Regions from separate parts of the Mus musculus genome. Here regions 1 and 2 are each linked to region 3. The links are chromatin loops, found by intact Hi-C in ENCODE. Cell type or tissue: left cerebral cortex. All regions are shown on one strand. Links, peaks and the distances in the headings refer to the core of each region. The heading gives the core; the rest is flanking DNA.

The links. A loop is a pair of places that touch in the nucleus more often than their neighbours do. Peaks named below come from ENCODE experiments on the same cell type or tissue, not always from the same donor. Only the 100,000 strongest peaks of a DNase experiment are listed, where the experiment ranks them.
Region 1: a loop joins it to region 3, with 3 times the contacts of the local background. A loop is called at or near these places in 14 of 42 quality-filtered maps.
Region 2: a loop joins it to region 3, with 2.4 times the contacts of the local background. A loop is called at or near these places in 3 of 42 quality-filtered maps.

Annotation. Positions count from the first base shown.
Region 1 is chr10:19,519,129-19,525,137 of GRCm38, forward strand. No RefSeq gene overlaps it. Among named protein-coding and RNA genes, the nearest start is that of Gm33104, 35 kb to the left of the region's middle. In left cerebral cortex, for the core only: no CTCF peak of the experiment used is centred there; a DNase peak (open chromatin) is centred at 3,289.
Region 2 is chr10:19,903,715-19,909,723 of GRCm38, forward strand. It overlaps Pex7 (peroxisomal biogenesis factor 7), which reads right to left and starts at 3,960. Exons shown (of 10, transcript NM_008822.2): 1 at 3,745-3,960; 2 at 2,131-2,188; 3 at 849-999. The coding sequence starts at 3,859. In left cerebral cortex, for the core only: a CTCF peak has its summit at 3,644 (motif pointing left); DNase peaks (open chromatin) are centred at 2,425, 3,723 and 3,976; H3K4me3 peaks cover 858 bases; H3K27ac peaks cover 357 bases.
Region 3 is chr10:18,914,353-18,920,877 of GRCm38, forward strand. No RefSeq gene overlaps it. Among named protein-coding and RNA genes, the nearest start is that of Perp, 73 kb to the left of the region's middle. In left cerebral cortex, for the core only: a CTCF peak has its summit at 2,836 (motif pointing right); DNase peaks (open chromatin) are centred at 2,909 and 3,128.

The DNA of each region.
Region 1 (6,009 bases), core at 2,148-4,647, 610 kb after region 3:
TGTCTGTGTGTGTGTGTGTGTGTGTGTGTGTGTGTGTGTGTGTGTAGGGAGGTCAGAAGGACAACTTTGGGAACAGGCTCTCTCCTACATGTGAGTTCCAAGCTTGAAAGGAAGAGCCTTCACCCACTAAGCCACTTGTCACTGCTCATGCAGCTCTGGAAGCCATCAAAACTGTGAAAATATATGACACCAAAATATCCCCTCATAGCTTACAGTAAACAGAAATCCAATATAATGGACGAAAGTCATATGCAATCATGGACTGTATAGGCTATACACAGTTATTGAGCACTTTGTATTTCCCTCTTTGTTTATATGAAAGTTGGTGTTATGAGGTTGCGGGTATGTCTCAGTGTCAGAGTGTGTGCTGAGTATGGAGAAAGTTCACTGAGGGTGGGAACAAAAGTGTTAACACTGTGACATATTATAAAGTGCATCTTTTATCACATTTATTTAGTGTGTGTGTGTGTGTGTGTGTGTGTGCATGTAAGTGTTTTATATTTTCCAAGTGAAACACAAAAGGAGTTAAATAAAAAACATGTAGAAACAGTAATGTTTGAGGCAAGATTTCTAGGAGGAGATTACTGTGAAAGATTTTAGAGTCATAAATTTTATACATTTTAGAAAATTCTAAGAAATCTACCAAAATAATCAACTGACATAAATCAATGACCAAATGAGTAACAAGATCATGTAAAAAAAAATGAATTATACCAGATACCTTCAAATTATGATTACTGTAAGTTCCTGGTAGGTATAAGGACAAATTAGGCCACAACCATATTTGAACATATACCAGATGTCTTATTTACAAGTCTGCTTGAACTAGTTTGTGTATATAATGAAATAAAGCAAATTATTGTATGTTGTAATACTGGTTTTACTGCCAGTTGTAAATACTGTTTTTTTCAGGTAAAGAAAGAACAAGAAAAACAATCAGGTTAGTAAAAACCCTGTAATGTAATTTCATTTAAAGGTATTACTATAGGAGCTGGAGAGGTACCTCAGTGGTTAAGAGCACTGGCTGCTCTTCCAGAGGTCCCAGGTTCTATTCCCAGCATCCACAGGGAAGCTTACAATTGTCTATAACCAGAGTTCCCAGGGATCCAGTGCCCTCATTTGGTCTCTATAAATACTACCTGTGTGCAGCACACAGACATACATAGGAACAAAACATACATACACATAAAAATTTAAATATTGCTGTGGTCTCTGAAAAATGCTTATATTTAAGGATATGTATTTTTTCACCTATGCCAACTGCACAACTTAAAAAAAAAAGGTAACAATATAATAGCAGCAACATGTGTAGTGCCTAAATCATGTCTTCAAAAATAATTTCCTGTATAAAGAACTGTTTCCCTACAGCGATAGCTGGTTTCAGACCAAAGGCAAGTCATACAACCATGACCTCTTTTTCCAGAAGTCAAGGAAAATACCTACAGAATACAGAAACCCACTGGAAGCAGGCTCGGTGACCACATGACTTGACAGTGGAACTTGGGGAAGGGATGGGTGCAACAAACTATAATATATTGGGTATATAAAACCCATACGCTGGGGCTGGAGAGATGGCTCAGCGGTTAATAGCACTTCCTGCTTTCCAGGGGACCCACGTTCAATTCCCAGCACCACATCTGGCAGCTCGCAACCGCTGTCACTCCACCTCTCGGAGAGATTTGCTGCTCTCCTTAGACCCCCCTGAGCACCTTAATACATATGGGGTGCATTCCCAGAAATGCACACATATACATAACTAAAAATAAATACATAGCGTCACCTCTATGCTCATAGACCTACTTTGTAAAGTGGAGAAAGAAAACTATTTTATTCTTCACCATTAGAGGAAGCGAGAGTCACAGCTCCTTGTACTGACTGGTATGAAAATGTTCGGTATTAAACCTGTTTTTCTTGAATAGAACCAAGTAGCCCTGCTTGATAAAGGAACGGTCATTCCAAATTATTAGTTATTCTGCAAAGCCAGTTTCCAAGCCTAAGGAATGACAGAGTCAGAAAACAGCCATGCGATAGAAAAGCCAACATTTTTCTCAGTTAGGTAAACAGCCAGACAACAATCAACACCACTGACATCATCAGCTGGAAGTGTGAGAGAGCCGGGATATTAAAAGAAAAGCTTCCATGAATCCAAGAACTGCTATTTTCCACGAATGATTCAGGATGCTACCAGGACCAGCCACCAATTCAAGAACTGGAACAAACAGAACATAAAATCTTTCCAACTTATGTTCAGGGCAGAAGTAGGTGGCTGTTAAACAGTGCTGACACCATGAAGCAGCAATCAAATCCAGGATTTGTTTTTAATCAACTGGAAGGAAAAATAGCAAGAGAGCATGTGGCTGTTGTATGGACATCTGAATTGGAGAAAACCCACCTTTAAGAAGGACATTTATTAAACATTCCAGAAACTTCAAATATGAGCTAGGTACTAAAGGATAGGGGTGAACTGTTGCCACTTATGTGTGATAACAGTAAATGGTTAGAATCCCTTCTCAGAGATGCACTAAACACAAAGTGTGGAAGAGCAGTGTGCATGGAATTTGCTTTTAAATATGCAGGAGAAAAAATAGAAAGAGGAGGAAGGAGGAAGAAGAGGAGGAGGAGGAAGAAGAGGAGGAGGAGGAGGAAATGTAGAGAGTAGGCACCATGCCAATCATCAACACCAGAGTGAAGGCACCAGGTTTATTACACTGAATCTCCGTCTGTGTGTGTCTAAACTAAAAGCATTTTACAAGAACTATAAACTTTTGCGTGAATTTTAAAGGAAACCACAGGACAGCTAACATGGCTCAGTGTGTAGAGGCGCTTGCTGTGAAGTCTGACGATTTAAGTTCAGTCTCTGGAACACATATGGTGGAAGGAGAGAATCAATCAACTCTTGTAGATTTTACACACACACACACACACACACACAGAGACAGAGACAGAGAGACAGAGACCAAGACAGAGTGACACAGACAGAGACAGAGACAGACACAGAAAGAAGAGAGACAGACACAGACACAGAGAAAGACAGAGAGAAGAGAGAGACATGAGCACAGAGAGAGAGAGAGAAAGAGGTAAATGTAGTTAGAAACCAAAACCAAACCAGAAACACTGTCCCAAAGGAAAGTGCCGAGTTAAGAGGACAAAAAAGAAAAAGTCAAAGCCGAGGGCTCCCTGCTTGTTGCCTGTGCCCAGCTTCCTCTGAGTGAGACTTCTAAAGGAGGAAATTATGCCAAGTCAAAGGCATTTAATGCTTAGCCTGGGAAGCCAGTTCTTCCTCAAAGAAACAAAACCACAGTGTGACAGACAGAACACATTGCTCTTGTGTGGTTTGCCAGACATATCTGTAATTTGTGTCTTTTTCTCTCTCAGGATCTCCCAAGACAGCTGAGCCCTGATACAGTACTTCTCTCCTCCTTGCTTCCCTCCAAACTCTCTACACAGCACTTGATATAAAATCTTAAATGTGCCTCTCTCCAGAGGACCTCAGCTCTCCCAGCGCTGACTGACTTTCAACACTCTGTCGGCTCCTAACATTTGCCATTGAGACCTGACTGTGGTGGCTAATCGTCATTGTGGATGTGACTGGATTTGGAATCGCCAGGTGACACATCTGTTAACCAGGCCTGGGAGGATGTCCAACCTGAAGAAAGTGCATGCAACTGCGGGCAACACCATCCTGTGAGCTAGGATGTAAAGATGGCACCAACATTCTTCTCTACTTGCTGACCACAGACACAAGTGGCATGGGAAGATCCTGTTAGTGACTCTCCACACTGATGGACTGTGTTCCCAATAAAGGCTTCCTTCTCTCCACACTGATGGACTGTGTTCCCAATAAAGCCTTCCTTCTCTAAGTGGCTTTTGGGAGCCACTTTGTTACATCTATGAGAAGAGAAACTAACACACGATCATATTCACACACTGTACTACTGCATCCCGCAGACTTGCTGGTTCCCCACAAGGCTTTCAATACCCCAAATCCCCACACTTAACATCTTTATTAAGATTGGGAAGATTTTCTGAAATAATACATTCATTTGCTGGTTTTATGGAGCAGATGATATTATGGTGTGGTGGTTTGAACAGGAATGGCCCCCACAGGCTCATATACTTGAATGCTTAATCATTAGGGTGTGGATTCCAATGGATTAGGAGATGAGGCTTTGTTGGAGCAGATGAGGCCTCCTTGGAGGAACTGTGTCACTGGTGTGGGCTTTGGGATTTCAAACGCTCAAGCCAAGCCCAGTGTCTTTCTCCTGCCTGCTGCCTGCTGATCTGGTTGTAGAACTCTCAGCTCCTCCAGGACCATGTCTACCAATGTGTCACCATGCTTCCTGCAATGCTGATAATATACCAGACTTCTGAAACTGTAAGCAAGTCCCCAGTTAAATGCTTTCTTTCCTTTATAAGAGTTGCCATGGTCACGGCGTCTCTACACAGCAATAGAATACTTGCTAAGACATATGGCAACCCTATCTATCCAGACCTGACTTTCTGTAGTCTCATCCTACCTGTGGTCCAAAAAGAAAATATTAAACAGGAAAATCCAGAGATAATTCATGTCTTAAAGCACATACTATTAAAATTAGGCATGATGAGGGTTCACTCCATCTTGTTCTTGCCAACCCATGTGCCTATGTGTATTGTGTACGTATGGGGGATGAAAGAATGGATGGAATTTTAGACATTCATGGTGGGGAGCATTGGGATTTATTTTTTGTGGATAAAGGTAGACAACTGTTCTTGTCAGTAAGATTTCCAAGCCTCTTTCTTATGTATTATGGAGTGCCATCCAGAGAGGAGCATTCAGATTCAGATTTAAGTCAATAGAAAGCCCCCCCCCTTTTTTTTCCTGCCTGTGACTACACTGGGTGTTTGGGATCCCAGTGTAGCCCAGAGCCTTTCTCAGGGTGAGTTTTGAAGAATTAAAAACTGTATCCTGTGTGGACATACCTCAGTTAACAAGAACAGGTATCCATATGCACAAGCACGAAGGCCCAAAAATATAGAGTTTATGAGCATTTACGGTTTCAGAGGGACAATGGCATCATCATTGTAGACAGCATGGTACGATAGGAACATCAACTTGAGAACTCAAGATTGTAAAGCACAAAGCAGAGATGGGAGGTGGGGGGAGAGGGGGAGGAGGATAGGGGAGGAGAGAGGGGGAGGGGGAGGGAGAACTAGAAATGTTTCGAGCAGATCCTACCTTCAGTGACACACTTACTTCAGTCAGCCCATGCAGGAGAAAATGCAGGCATTACCTGGTGGCCAGCTTACATGGTGGCACACTGGCCTTCTAAATAAGAAGCAAGGCTCAGCGTGCTGCTGCAGTCAGAACACTGGATTCTGAAGTAGAGCAGCTGATCGCTGGCCTGCAGACAAGTCTGCACTCCCCACGTCTGCTTTGATATGCTTCTTAGGCCTAGGGACCCTGGAGGTCTGAATGCCCACCGTCCAAGCTGAGGTAATGCACTAATCAGTCAGTTGATAGGCTTGCACTATGTAAGTGGTTGTTTATACATAATAAAGCAGACACTGTTCCCTGAAAAAAAAAAAAAAAAAGAAAACAAAAACAAAAACGAAAAACCAAGGTCAGTATGTTTAGATTGTGTTAAGGGCTGGGGGCCTACCGAGGGCGGACTGGGGCCTGTCACTCATGCAAGGGTTCCTGCCCGAAGCTTGTCCAGGAAATGTTCAGTAAAGGAGCAGTTTGTCACCGTTTGAACTAGAAATCTAGAAATCTAGAAAATCATCAAGCCTAGAAACTTCCATTTAGAGACATCTCTAAAGAGAAGTAATTACATTTCTATGAATTAAACTTGTTCTTTATGGAAAAAACGCTCATTGAGATAGGTCCCATTCTGTAAATCATATCGTTTAAAGTATGCCATCCAATGTTTTAAAACATAGTCACACACTCGTGGAATCAGTTCCACACTGTCACTTTGGAACATTTTATTACCACTTTCCCACACCCATTAGCACTGCTCACTATGTTCC
Region 2 (6,009 bases), core at 2,148-4,647, 990 kb after region 3:
AATCTGTAAGTCGTCACTGAAGGCTCTATTGCTAAGGTATAAAACCAAGAAAGAATGTCTTCATCACATTCCTTAAAACATATGCATGCATTTTGGTATTTCCAAAGTATAAACTAGTTCCTGCGCCTCATATTACACACACACACACACACACACACACACACACACAGAGTCCAGATGACACAAAAGTCATATTTAGATTTACGTTTAAATTTGCTTTAGGGGGCTGGAGTGATGGCTCAGCAGTTAGGCATGCATACTGCTCTTGCAGAACACCTGAGCAGTTCCCAACACCCACACCAGGCAGCTCGCAAACGCCTGTAACTAGTTCTCTGGGGAAACCCAGTAATTCCAGCTTGCATGAGTGTCTGAACTCACTCTTGTGCACGTGTGCGCACACACAGTCACACATACAAATTTACAAACACTAAATCTTTATTTTCTTTTAGTGAACTCAGCCTCCTAGTTGGTACTTGATGCCGCTGTTGGAATACATTGAGTCTTACTGAAGCCTGCAGACAATCGTGAGAGAGCCTGCGAACAGCCCGCCCACCCTCTCCTGAGGCACTGCGTGTAGGCGTGTTCATAGGGCATAAGGAAGGCTGAGGCCCTCTGGAGGGAAGGATGCCACCGTGCCTGCTAGAGGCACTGCTGTTGCCTAATGAGAAGCCTGACCTTTTCTTGTCTTGTCTTAGGCTAAGAAGTACTTTATGTTTGAATAACAGAATAATAAGTGACATCTACTATGAATAAGAAACATTAAAGCTTAACCTTGTCCCCTGAAAGCATTTCCCTGTGTTCATCCCAAAGAGATTTCAAACAAACAATAAGGGAAGCCATCATCATACCTCCTGCGTGTGCTCTTTATAGACTTGGAGAGGGCCTGTGGCTTTGGCAGTGTCCCAGAGCTGCAGTGAGCCATCACCACTACAGGTGACAAGGACATGCTCATTGTTTTCACTCCAGGTAACGTCAAACAAGCCGTCATTCCAGTCAAAGCTACGCCAGAAAAGAAAATACATGCACTGCAGATCACAAAATGATTAACATCTTAATTTTATAGTTACTGTTTTTTTCCTTGTTTTTCACATATTGTAACACACATTACCTCAGATGATCTTGAAAACTACAAGAGATAAATAGAGCAGGTACTCCACAGTGGCCTGGAAGCACAGCCCAGGAAGGGCAGGTAGATAGCTCCAAAGTTAAACTGAAAGGAGGTTTCCAAACACTCATATGAGGTATCCACCAAAGACATGCTGACATCACCTGCTTTTATTGTAGTGCACCTGTGACTCACAGCATGCACTTGTGAGACTTTCAAAATACGGAGACCAATCATTTCAAATACTCCCACAAATCTTTCTTCATCTGAGCTACGAGCAGGTAGTGGCTTTCTACAGAATCTCTTTCCTCTGCCTTTGACTAATCCTGATAGAAGTAGCGTGTGTCCATCACTCAACCTGGAAGACAGGTCCAGAGAGAAACACTGGGCAGTCCACAGGATGAGCGCTAGCTCTTGCTTAAGGAAACTAAATTACTAAGACGCTCACTGTTTTACGTTTTAAATGTATAATTTATAAGCAGACACTAGTAAGCTTGAGAACATGGCATAATCATAGTTAGCAAAAATAATTTCTATATGATGCCAATGTAAAAGTTTATTTTACATCATAAATTAAAAACCTATTAGTTCCAAATATTCAAAATGCAACTGCATTAAGACTTTGACAGAGGTTGACTGTATATGTACACTTAATAATTAGAGCCATTATAATGGTTTGAGGAGAATGGCCACCACAGGCTCTTAGGTTTGAATACTCAGTCCCTAGGTGATACAAGTATTTGGGAAGGATTTAGGAGATGTGGTATTGCTGGAAGAAGTGTGCCACTGGGGCCAGGCTCTGGGACTTCAAAAGACTTGCCCCATTCCCAGAGTGGATCTCTCTGCCTCCCATCTGTGGCTCAAGATGTGAGCTCTCAGCTGTTCCTGTAGCCATGACTTTGCTCCACCATTATAGACTCTGACCCTGACCCACTAAGATTATAAGCCTAAAGTAACTACTTTCTTTTGTAAGTTGCCTTAATCTTGATGCCTTATCACAGCACCAGAAATGTCAATCACTTTACCTTCTAAAAATCTGAAGTCCAGATTCATTTTGATCCAATACTAATAGAGTTCCACAGCCTAGAAGAAATACAAAACAAAACAAAGCCCTAAGTCATGTTGTTTAACCTCCTGGGAGTCATCTATGATGAAATCTTAAACATTGTGGACCAGCTTTAACTACCACAAATTTCCCATAAAATAACTGCAACCGTATATACAGAACAATTAAAAGTTACATAGTATGCTTCAGTCCTTAAATATCCAACTTACCATCTGGCCAGACTGGAATCGGAACACCAGTCTGGGGAAACGCATCAGAGTGCCAACTCACACCGGGCCTGGTGCTAGGCACGCAAACCTTTCAAGCTGGAGCTAATAACAGAAGACAAGGAAGGCTTGTGCTTACAAACCCCCAAGACTGTGGTTCTCCCCTGCTGATACACGCAGAACACACCAATCACAGCATTTTAAGACAGTATATGTGGAAATACCATATACTCGTTGGTCAGGTGTTGAAAACAACATTAACTTCAGTTATGTGCCAACAATCAATAATTTTTGCTGAAAGACTAATGTCTCTTTCTCTCCCCCATCTCACACTCCATTAACATCTGTTCAAAGGGAATCTGCACTTGAACTTTACAAGGTAAGATGACTAATTACTATGCTCACATGCACATTCAACTGTTCAAACTAGAGTCTTCACAGAATTTCGCTTTGAGTTTTTGTGATCAGTGAGGTGGGTAAAGTGTTAAAGATCTTCCACTTAAACGTAACTGATGAAGAAGAAAAAAAAAAGTCAACTGTCAGGTCAGAGACCCGACCCCTTCCATGTGCAGAGCCAGCTTCTAATCCCAGTACCCACTTGGCAGCTGACAACCATCAGTAATGGATCCAACACCCTCTTTGAATCTTCTCTTCTGACCTTAGCTGGCACCAGGCATGGTTCACAGACATACATACAAGCAAAAAACTCAGACACACACACAAAAAATCTCTAGAAAACAATTCCTAATTATACCAATTTCTTGTAAGAAACCTTTATAAAAGTCTAAAGTTTGATGGCCAAGAACTGTGAACCCAACCGTGAAAGCACTAAGCACTAATGGACAAACTATACGGAAACAAGTTTATTTACCACTACTTTTCAGAAATCGTATTTTTTTCCTGCAGTAAACAAGTATTACAGATCACTGACATTATGCAATGGTTTGCCATACACTGCTCCTGTGCATAAACAGCAGATGGGGTATAAGTTAAAATAAATGGCTTGAGCACTTAGACATCTCTGCACATTTATCCACTTCCCCTAGAACAACTAAAAGCGAGCACAGAATTTTCTAGTTTTTTTTTTTTTCTTTTTCAAGAAAGGGCCAGCGTCTCCCTAAGTCTCTGTTGAGGATGGCTTTGAACTGGTGGCTCTGTTGACTCCACCTTGCAAGTACTGACAAGTGCATCCTTCTTACAGAAGGGAAAGGACTAGCTGTAGACTTCCCCTGGGCTCCAATGCCAACTCCGCAGAAAGGGGGACCTAGGAGGGAGGGCCGAGCTCTGTCGCCCCCTGGCGGTGGCGGCGGCACCGCGCGCTCAGCGGCGCGTCCTACGCCCGCCCCGGAGGCGCGGCCCGCGCTCACCCGCGATGCCGTAGTGCTGCGCCGCGGCACAGGCCAGGCGGCCCGGCAGGTACGGAGAGAACTCGGCCGCATAGCCGTGGCGGCCGGGCACCCGCAGCGTCCGCGCCGCGCTCATTCCGCTCGCCCGCCGTCACTCGGCCTCCCGGCCCGAGCGCGGAAACAGTCTCGAGGTAGAAGTGCCCCACTGCGGCTCACTGAAAGTCCAGGAAGGCCGGGCGGAAGTGACGACGCCGACGCCCGGAATCCTAGATTTTGATTGGGCTACATAGAAAAGGGAACTGACGCCGCGAGGACCATTTTTCTTTTGGGCAAAAATCCAATGATTTGCTCTAACTAAAATCAACTGGTCTTTCAGAGATTATTCTAGACCTAAAAGAGAAGATACTCGCTAGGAGTCACTTCAGACAGTTGTTCACGTTTAATTGCAACCTCCATGTTTTTTTTTTAAATAAAAACCTTGTGTTTTTATTAATTGCTTGAACTTTAAAACTTTGCTATTCTGACATTTTCCTGATGGTTACGAAATAAAAGCCACAACAAACTCGGAAAGCAGTTAGTGAGTCCAAGGGCAACGAATGGAGTACTAGGTTGCCCAAGGTAATTTGAATCCAGACAACAATGAAGTTAAAGGATAGGACTATTATCATGTGCAATTTGCGGTCTATAGGTTTTATGTAGTTAGTTGCACTATGCAGATATATTCCAGTAATTAAGGAAGACTTGGGCTCATTAATTTCTTCATTCAAATGTTTGCCAAGCATATGCAATGTGGTAGATGAATGTGCAGTTTGCCAAACCAAACACTGAAGAGTGAAAGAGACTTGTTAATCATTAAACCAGTCAACCTGCACAGACCAAGTCATGTACCAAGCTTGGTGCTAGACTTTTGCATTCAAAAGACCCACTGGGATACGTGGTTGAGCTCAAGAGATTACAAGACTTGAAAGCTGTCAAGTGTAATCAAAATGCTATTGATGCTGTGATGAATATACACAGATGTTTTTAGGGTAGGGTGTCAGGGAACATTTTAGAAAGGAGATAATCTAGGGTGAATTCATACAAATGACTTTCTCTAACTAAAAAGTTGGAAGCCATTGTGGGATCAGGAGAAGGGTGAAGAACCCAGGAAACCTAAAACCGCAAGGGATGGTAGCTGCCAGGACTCAGTCTAGCCTGATAGAGAAAGAGCACTTTGGGTAGATTCCACCTGGTGAGAGAAAATCAAATGCTCCAACATGAACTCTTGTATTGTACCCCATGCCCAAGGAACTGTGCTGCAGCTTAAATAATAGAGATCTGTGCAAGTTTTCAGATATGGATCATTTAGTGAGTTATCATTCCCAAGCAACAGTAACTGGAGGCTAGAGATTGGCAATGGAGTACAGTTAGAGACTTTAGCAACAACTCAAGCAGAAGATGCTATAGTTGGGTAATAGTGTTTTGTTGAGAATTATGGAAAGGTGTGGAGAGGGTACGCTTAAGGGTCAAATGAAGACAAAAAGCTTAAATGGTTTCCAACTCTTAGTATAGTACTTATCTAGACACAGGAATTGTTTATTGAAATAAGGACAATGGAGCATTAATAAACTCCAGTTCTGCATGTTGACTGTGTACTGTGTGCAGTACTTGAATACAGCACAATGGAGTCCAGCCAAGCCTTCTTACTTGCATGTAGATAATATTTAAACCACGGAAATTATTTTTATTTAGCAAGAGAATGGAATGAGAGAAGACAGATAAAGGCAGATTTGGGGCAAACAGCCACATGGAAAGCTGGCAGTGGAGAAGCTATGGAAGGGAGAGAGATCCACAAGATGGGGACTGTAGACTCATTTATTACTTGGGGCTGGAGAGATGGCTCAGTGGGTAAGAGCAATGACTGTTCTTCCAGAGGCCCTGAGTTCAATTCCCAGCAACCACATGGTGGCTCACAACCATCTGTAATGAGGACTGATGCACTCTTCTGGTGTGTCTGAACACAGGGACAGTGTACTCACATATGTTCACATCACATAAAATAAATGTCTCTTAAAAAAATACTGCTCAAGCCAGGCATGGTAAATGAATGCCTTTAAACCCAGAATTTCGGAGACAGAGGCAGGTAGATCTCTGAGTTTGAAGCCAGCCTAGTCTACAGAGTGGCTGTCCTGGGGACAACCAGGGCTACAGAGAGAAACCCTGTCTCCAAAAACAAAACAACAAACAAACAAGAAGTATTTTTCAAGCTTGGAAGATTTGCACACTATTTTCAGATGTAGATTTAAA
Region 3 (6,525 bases), core at 1,694-4,193:
GTGGGGGCATCTCAGGGAGTAGCTGGAGACCTGGGACTGGAGAGACTCCGGGGTGTCTTTGGGGGTGACCTTAACTGAGATTTCTACCAGAGGAGCCTATGAAGGCTGAAGTGGCCATCTCCTGTAATCAGGCAGGAATTCCAGTAGAGGGAGGGGGACATCAAACCACCCACAAAACCTTCCACACAAAATTTGTCTGGCCTAAAGTTGCACAGGGATAAAGATGAAGCAGACACAGAGGGAATGGTCAACTAATGACTGCTTCAACTGGATACCCATCCCATGTGAGGGCCAACCCCTGTCTGCTATGCTTGCAGACAGATACTTAGTATAACTGTTTCCTGAAATGCTTCATCCAGCAGGTAATAAGAACAGATGCAAAAACCCACAGTCAAGCATCAGGCAGATCTCAGGAAGTCATGTGGAAGAGTGAGGGATAGAATTGAGAGAGCCGAAGGAGTCAAGGACACCATAAGAAGACCTATAGAGTCAACTAACTTGGGCCCGCGGGGGCTCAAAGAGACTGATCACCAACCAAAAGGCATGCAGGGGTTGGACTTGGGTCCGCTGTGCATTTGTAGTAGATGTGCTGTTTCATGCTCATGTGTGTTCCCTAAGCATTGGAGAGGGAGGGCAGTCTCTGACTTTGTTGCCTGCCGTTGCCCCTCCCTCTAACTGGGCTGCTTGGTTGGGCCTCAGTAGGAGAGGATATGCTGAGTTCTGCTGGGACTAGATGTCCCAGGACAGGGTGGTACCAAGGGGGCTTCCCCTTCTCTGAGGAGAAGGGGAGGGACTGATGGGGGTTGGGATTTGTAAGGGTGGGACTGAGAAGAGATGAAGGAGGGGTTGCAATCAGGATGTAAAGTGAGTAAATAATTTAATTAAGTCAAAAGAAAAAAACCTGAGTTTAGACACATAGAGACAGTTCATTTCTGTAAATGAAAGGTTCTGAAATCCAAGTTCCCTGATGCCAACCAAGCCCCAGCCTTGTAAAATCTTTCTAGGAAATAGTAAGTAGTCAACCCTAGTTAGGTAAATTCTTTTTTTGCACAACTATGTCTAGTCTAGTTGTAGGCTTCATTTGGAAATTTTCTGCAGGCCAACTACTCAATTGTAAGAGATGGCTAGCAGCAAGATCCAGGAGGTTAGAACTCAAGGTTGATGATGGAGGTGACTTCTAGGCAGGTCTCCCTGATGCTTGACAGCCTTGTTTCTGTTCCTTCTCATATATTCCCAACATAGTCATCAGTGATCATGGAAACAAGGCCAGAACGTGCCGTTTCTGAACCTGAATATTCCCAAGCCTGAATATAACTTCAGTGACAAGATGGACGCCACTTTTCCGGGTGCCTCCGATTCCAGCACATGACACTTCATTGAGGGGAAACTAGAGAGTGGTACCGATGAAGACTTCAGTCATTGTAGCTTGTTGTCCATAAGGACTTCGGTCTTCATAGCTCACATTCACAGAGAACTATGTCACCATAGGAACCTCGGTCATCACAGCTCACACTTCACAGGGCCCTCTGCTGCCATAGTTCACTGCTCATAGGGACCTCAGTCACGATAGCTTACTGTTCACAAGGGCCTTGGTCACTATAGTTCACTGTCTGTGGGGACCTCAGTCATTGTAGTTCAGTGTTCATAGGGATTTCGGTCACCATAGCTCACTCTTCACAGGGCTTTTTGTTGAGATTCTCCTTTAGGCTACAACATCCTGTTCTTGGATGACCTAAAGCCACCGTCTTAGAGGATTTGCCATTCAGTTTTCAATCAAAGCAATTCTGTAAATTCACACTAAAAACGAAGCAAAGGAAGTAGAGGCTACACTTGAGTGAAAGCCCTGTCCATCTGATGCCATCTCCAGAGACAGCATCTCCTCTCCACTTCTCGCACTCCAGTCAGTCTCTAGCCCCTTGTTAGAACAACTGGATCTACTTTCTGGGGTGAGGCAGAGACAGACAGACAGGTAAATAAAAATGCAGAGACACACACAGTGTCTCTGGAGGGAGAGGATGAAAAAAAGGGAGAGGGAGAACCTGGTGTACGGTTGTACCAAATAAGAGGAAAAGGAAGACAGGATGGAGGAGGATTTAAAAAGGATTAAGAGACACAGTGGATTTGCTGATGGGTTGTGGAATGAAAAATGGTTTTCAAGGTCCTCTGAGTTGCTTTGGGGAGTAGTATCATTGTTCATAGTCTCTCTCCCTCCCTCTCTCCCTCCCTCCCTCCCTCCCTCCCTCCCTCCCTCCCTCCCTCCCTCCCTCTCCCTCCTTTCTCCCTCTCTGTCTTTCTCTCCCCCTCTTTGTCTCTGTCTCTATCTGTCTTTCTCTCTCTCTCTCTGTGGGAAAAGTTCCTTGCTATAGAAAAAATATGTATCTGTACCATTATATCAAGTATATTTTACTTTTACCTTTAAAATCTCTCTCTGAGGGTTAGGGGTATAGTATAGTGGTACAGTGTTCATCCAATCACCAGCATTGCCAACAGCCAGTTCCATGCCCCCTTTTGCTAGTCCAGTAAATTTAAAATTAATCAGGGCGAGCTGAAAGGGAGATTCAGGAATCCACAAATCCTATGGAAGAGTTTACAGGCTGTGAACTTACAACAAAGATTTGTTTTAGGCTCAGATTTTTCTGTATTCAATTTGGGAACAAACTATTCCATCTGCCTGAGAGAAATAAAAATCTTAAGGGGAAGGAGTAGCTTTGAACACTGGGACTTTAACCATGAAGAGAGACAATATCAATTATTGCTCGCCTATAGTCAAGCAGGACCCAGTTCACTGTCAGACACTTGAAACAGTCTGAACCCAGCTATTTGGTTGAGTATATAAATTGACCACCAGATGGCAGCATATGATTTTTAAAAGAAACACTACTCCCCTCCCCCCACCTTCCAGCCCCTGCACACCACCCCCACACCTCCAAAGTGTACACAGAGAGGTAGACATCACCCATAGTGAACATTTTTCTTCTTGTTCCTAAAATTGGAATGAAATGAGGAATAACACAGAGAAGTAAGAAACAGAAGGAAAGAAGTAAGCTGAAGGAAACGTGGGAGGGAGAAGATTTAAAAAGAAACTAAAAGAAAAAAGAAAAAAAAGAAGCATATCCAACTAGATGACAGTTCATCACAAACGACAACGGGCGGGCTGCTGATGTAGGAAAGTTCCGAGGGAGGAAACGGTGCTATAACCACAGGCATTCACAGCCTACATGTGTGAGTGAGTACAAGATAGACTCTTGACCTTCTTCTAAAAGCAGCTGTCTCCTTGGGAAACTACAAGAATGAGTTTACATTTTCAACATGTTTTCTTTTCTTTAAGGCTCGAGTTACCTGAATTCTCCATTTGTATTTGAAACTTATTTTAATCAGTGTTCTTCAAGGAGGTCATGCACACTGGATTCCATGGTTGGACATGCAAGTAAGGGAAGTGACTCAAGACAGCAGAAAGTATTCAGACACATACCAACAGGGATGCATCCATGTAATAAAGAGGAAAGACACACACCAACAGGGATGCATCCATGTAATAAAGAGGAAAGACACACACCAACAGGGATGCATCCATGTAATAAAGAGGAAAGACACACACCAACAGGGATGCATCCATGTAATAAAGAGGAAAGACACACACCAACAGGGATGTATCCATGTAATAAAGAGGAAAGACACATACCAACAGTGATGTATCCATGTAATAAAGAGGAAAGACACACACCAACAGGGATGCATCCATGTAATAAAGAGGAAAGACACACACCAACAGGGATGCATCCATGTAATAAAGAGGAAAGGAGAAGGAGCTTTGAGCCAAGAAGCTCATGACCTGAGAGGGATTCTCGGGATCTGTCTCTGACTCTCCACGGACCACAACCACTACCCAAGACCATTCTTCAACTTCTTCAACTACTCTCTCTTTCCTAACTAACTAGTATGTCTCGAGAGTGTAAGATGGGACAGATCTCACATAGTGGTGATAGGCTTGGGCATTGAGGCTTCTTTGAGTAGGGCTTTCTACCTCTACAGTAACGACATCTTGGATTGGATAATTCTTTGTGTACTCTTTCCATTATAGCATAGTTAGTAGCCTTCTGGCTGCCACTTGCTGGATGCCAATAATACACCCCTACCTAGTTTATGGCATCCAAAAGCATCTCTAGACATTGACAAGTGTTGCCTGGGCAGGAGATTTGCTACCTTCCCTGTTTTGGAACCTCTGCTCTAGAAAGACTCTAATTATAGGGATGAAAGACATTATAAAGGCTCTGCTTTCTTGCTTTTCTTCTCTTGGGAAAAATTCTTTCTGAATCAAAAGAGAAATGTATGCTCAAATATCCAGTAGAGATTTGCAAGTATTAAAGCCATTCACAAAATGTGTTTCTTATGGCTAGGATAATGTTCTCTATATGAAATAAAAGCAACCAAATATATCATTATAAATATTGTGTTAAGCAGAAAGTGGCACATGATATGCTAAGGCACACAGGTAATAAAAGTATTTATATAGAGAAAACCAACTAATGCTGATTGAAGCTTTATTGGGTACCAGATACATTTTTTTGTACATTTCTACTCGTGTTATATAAGCATACAACATCTCTATGCAGATATATCATTTGCATTTCAGATGAAGATAATGAGACTGAGAAGAGTGTAATTACTACCTCAGAATTCTATTTATAGTCAGAGTGGAAGAGCAGATTAAAACTCTGATCATGTTCTATCTCTGGACATGAACTCTTACACATCTTACTGTTGAGTTGGGCATGGACATAGGAAAGGAATATAATGTCAAAAACATGGTTGATGCAACTTAAAAGTCATAGAGGTTGCAAGAAACTCTGCCTCAGACAGGAATGTATGATATTTTTTTGGGATGAGATAAGGGCTAGGAAGATGGGATGGAGAGGTGGGAATGGGGCTACCCTTTGAGGAGTAGTGGGATTGTAGAATAGTGCAATGGACGACCTGTTTATGTTTCTTCCTTTTTGAATTCACATTGTGGAACCACGGTCCTAATAAGATGGTGTTAGGAACTGGGATGTACTGCCTTTGGAACTTAAGTGTGTCAGGATGGCAGAACCTCTGCAATGGGACTACTGCTCTTATGAGAGAGCTAGCTTACTCTCCCTTTTCTCCATTGTGTGACAATATCCTTCTAAGAAGTCAGCTATCTAGAAACATGAGGAGACAGACTCTCATGAAAATTTGTGTCGCCTGGGACATACATATATTGGACTTTCTAGCCTCTATAAGTATGGGGAATAACAGATTGTCTACCTGTAATTTATTATACTAAGACACATATGGAGATCTAGGGTGAGGAGCCCATCCCAAGACAAGGAAGTCATCAGGTTATAAAGGGAGATTAGTACCAGAGGGCAGGTATCATAATCTAACAGGTCAACAGTATGGATCTTATTCAATTGTTATTTTTAAAAATTGAGAAATCTTGGGAGGGGGGAGAGATTTGGATTTCTGAGTATTCTTGAACTAGAAGTGGCAACATAGTCTTAATCTTTATATCTCAGTTCTTTGTCACAATCAAAGACATGCTGCTGACATTAATGAGATTTGAGTTCTCTACTCTACCCAAATTCATATCATATCCTGTTCATTTACTCTCCTCTCTCTTGCTTGGATTTTCTGATTAACTCCCACGAACAGAATAATTTCCAATCTTAAATATAAAAACATATTTGAGAAATGTATCTGCTAACACAATTGTATGATTTCTCTAATAGCCCTGTGAAGATGAGACAGCCTGGTCATGGTGGTATACACCTGTAATTCCAGACAAAGTTAAGAACAGAGGATTGCCATGAATATAAGGGCATCCTTGTCTCTTGCCATGTGACTGCTGTGACTACAGGCATACGCCACTGCATGTGCTTTTATACCCAGATAGTCTAGGCATCCAAACTCGGGTTGTCAGACTTGCATGGCAGCTTTTCCTTGCTGATCCCTTCCTGTTATCCCTGTCTTCTATTGTTTAGACATTTTCTGTATTCTGTGCTTTAAACTGCCCATCACTGCTGTTCAATATTGGGGCTGATGTTGATTGTTTTTGAATTTGTGAAAGCTTGCCAATATTGTTTTTGTTTTCTCTTTGGTTTATTTTATTTTATTTTTTTTCACATTGTCCTGGTATGTGACAAGCAACAACAAATTGTGTGTGTGTTAGAGAGAGAGAGAGAGAGAGAGAGAGAGACAGAGAGAGAGAGAGAGAGAGAGAGAGAGAGAATGTGCATATGGCATATGCATGTGTGAGTACTTATGTTGGAAGGACAGAAGTTGGTGTTGGGACATCTTTCTACATCACTTTCCACCCTATTAGAGGCAAGGCTTCTTTCTGAACCTGAAGCTCGCCAATGTAGACAGATTAGCTGGCTTCAGGGATTCGGGGATCCTTTTGTCTCTGCCTTACAGATGCTGGGATTACAGGTGAGTTCCACCATGCTGAACTTTTCCCAGGGGTGCTAAAGGTCTGAATTTAAGTCCCCACGCTTCATGTCAAAC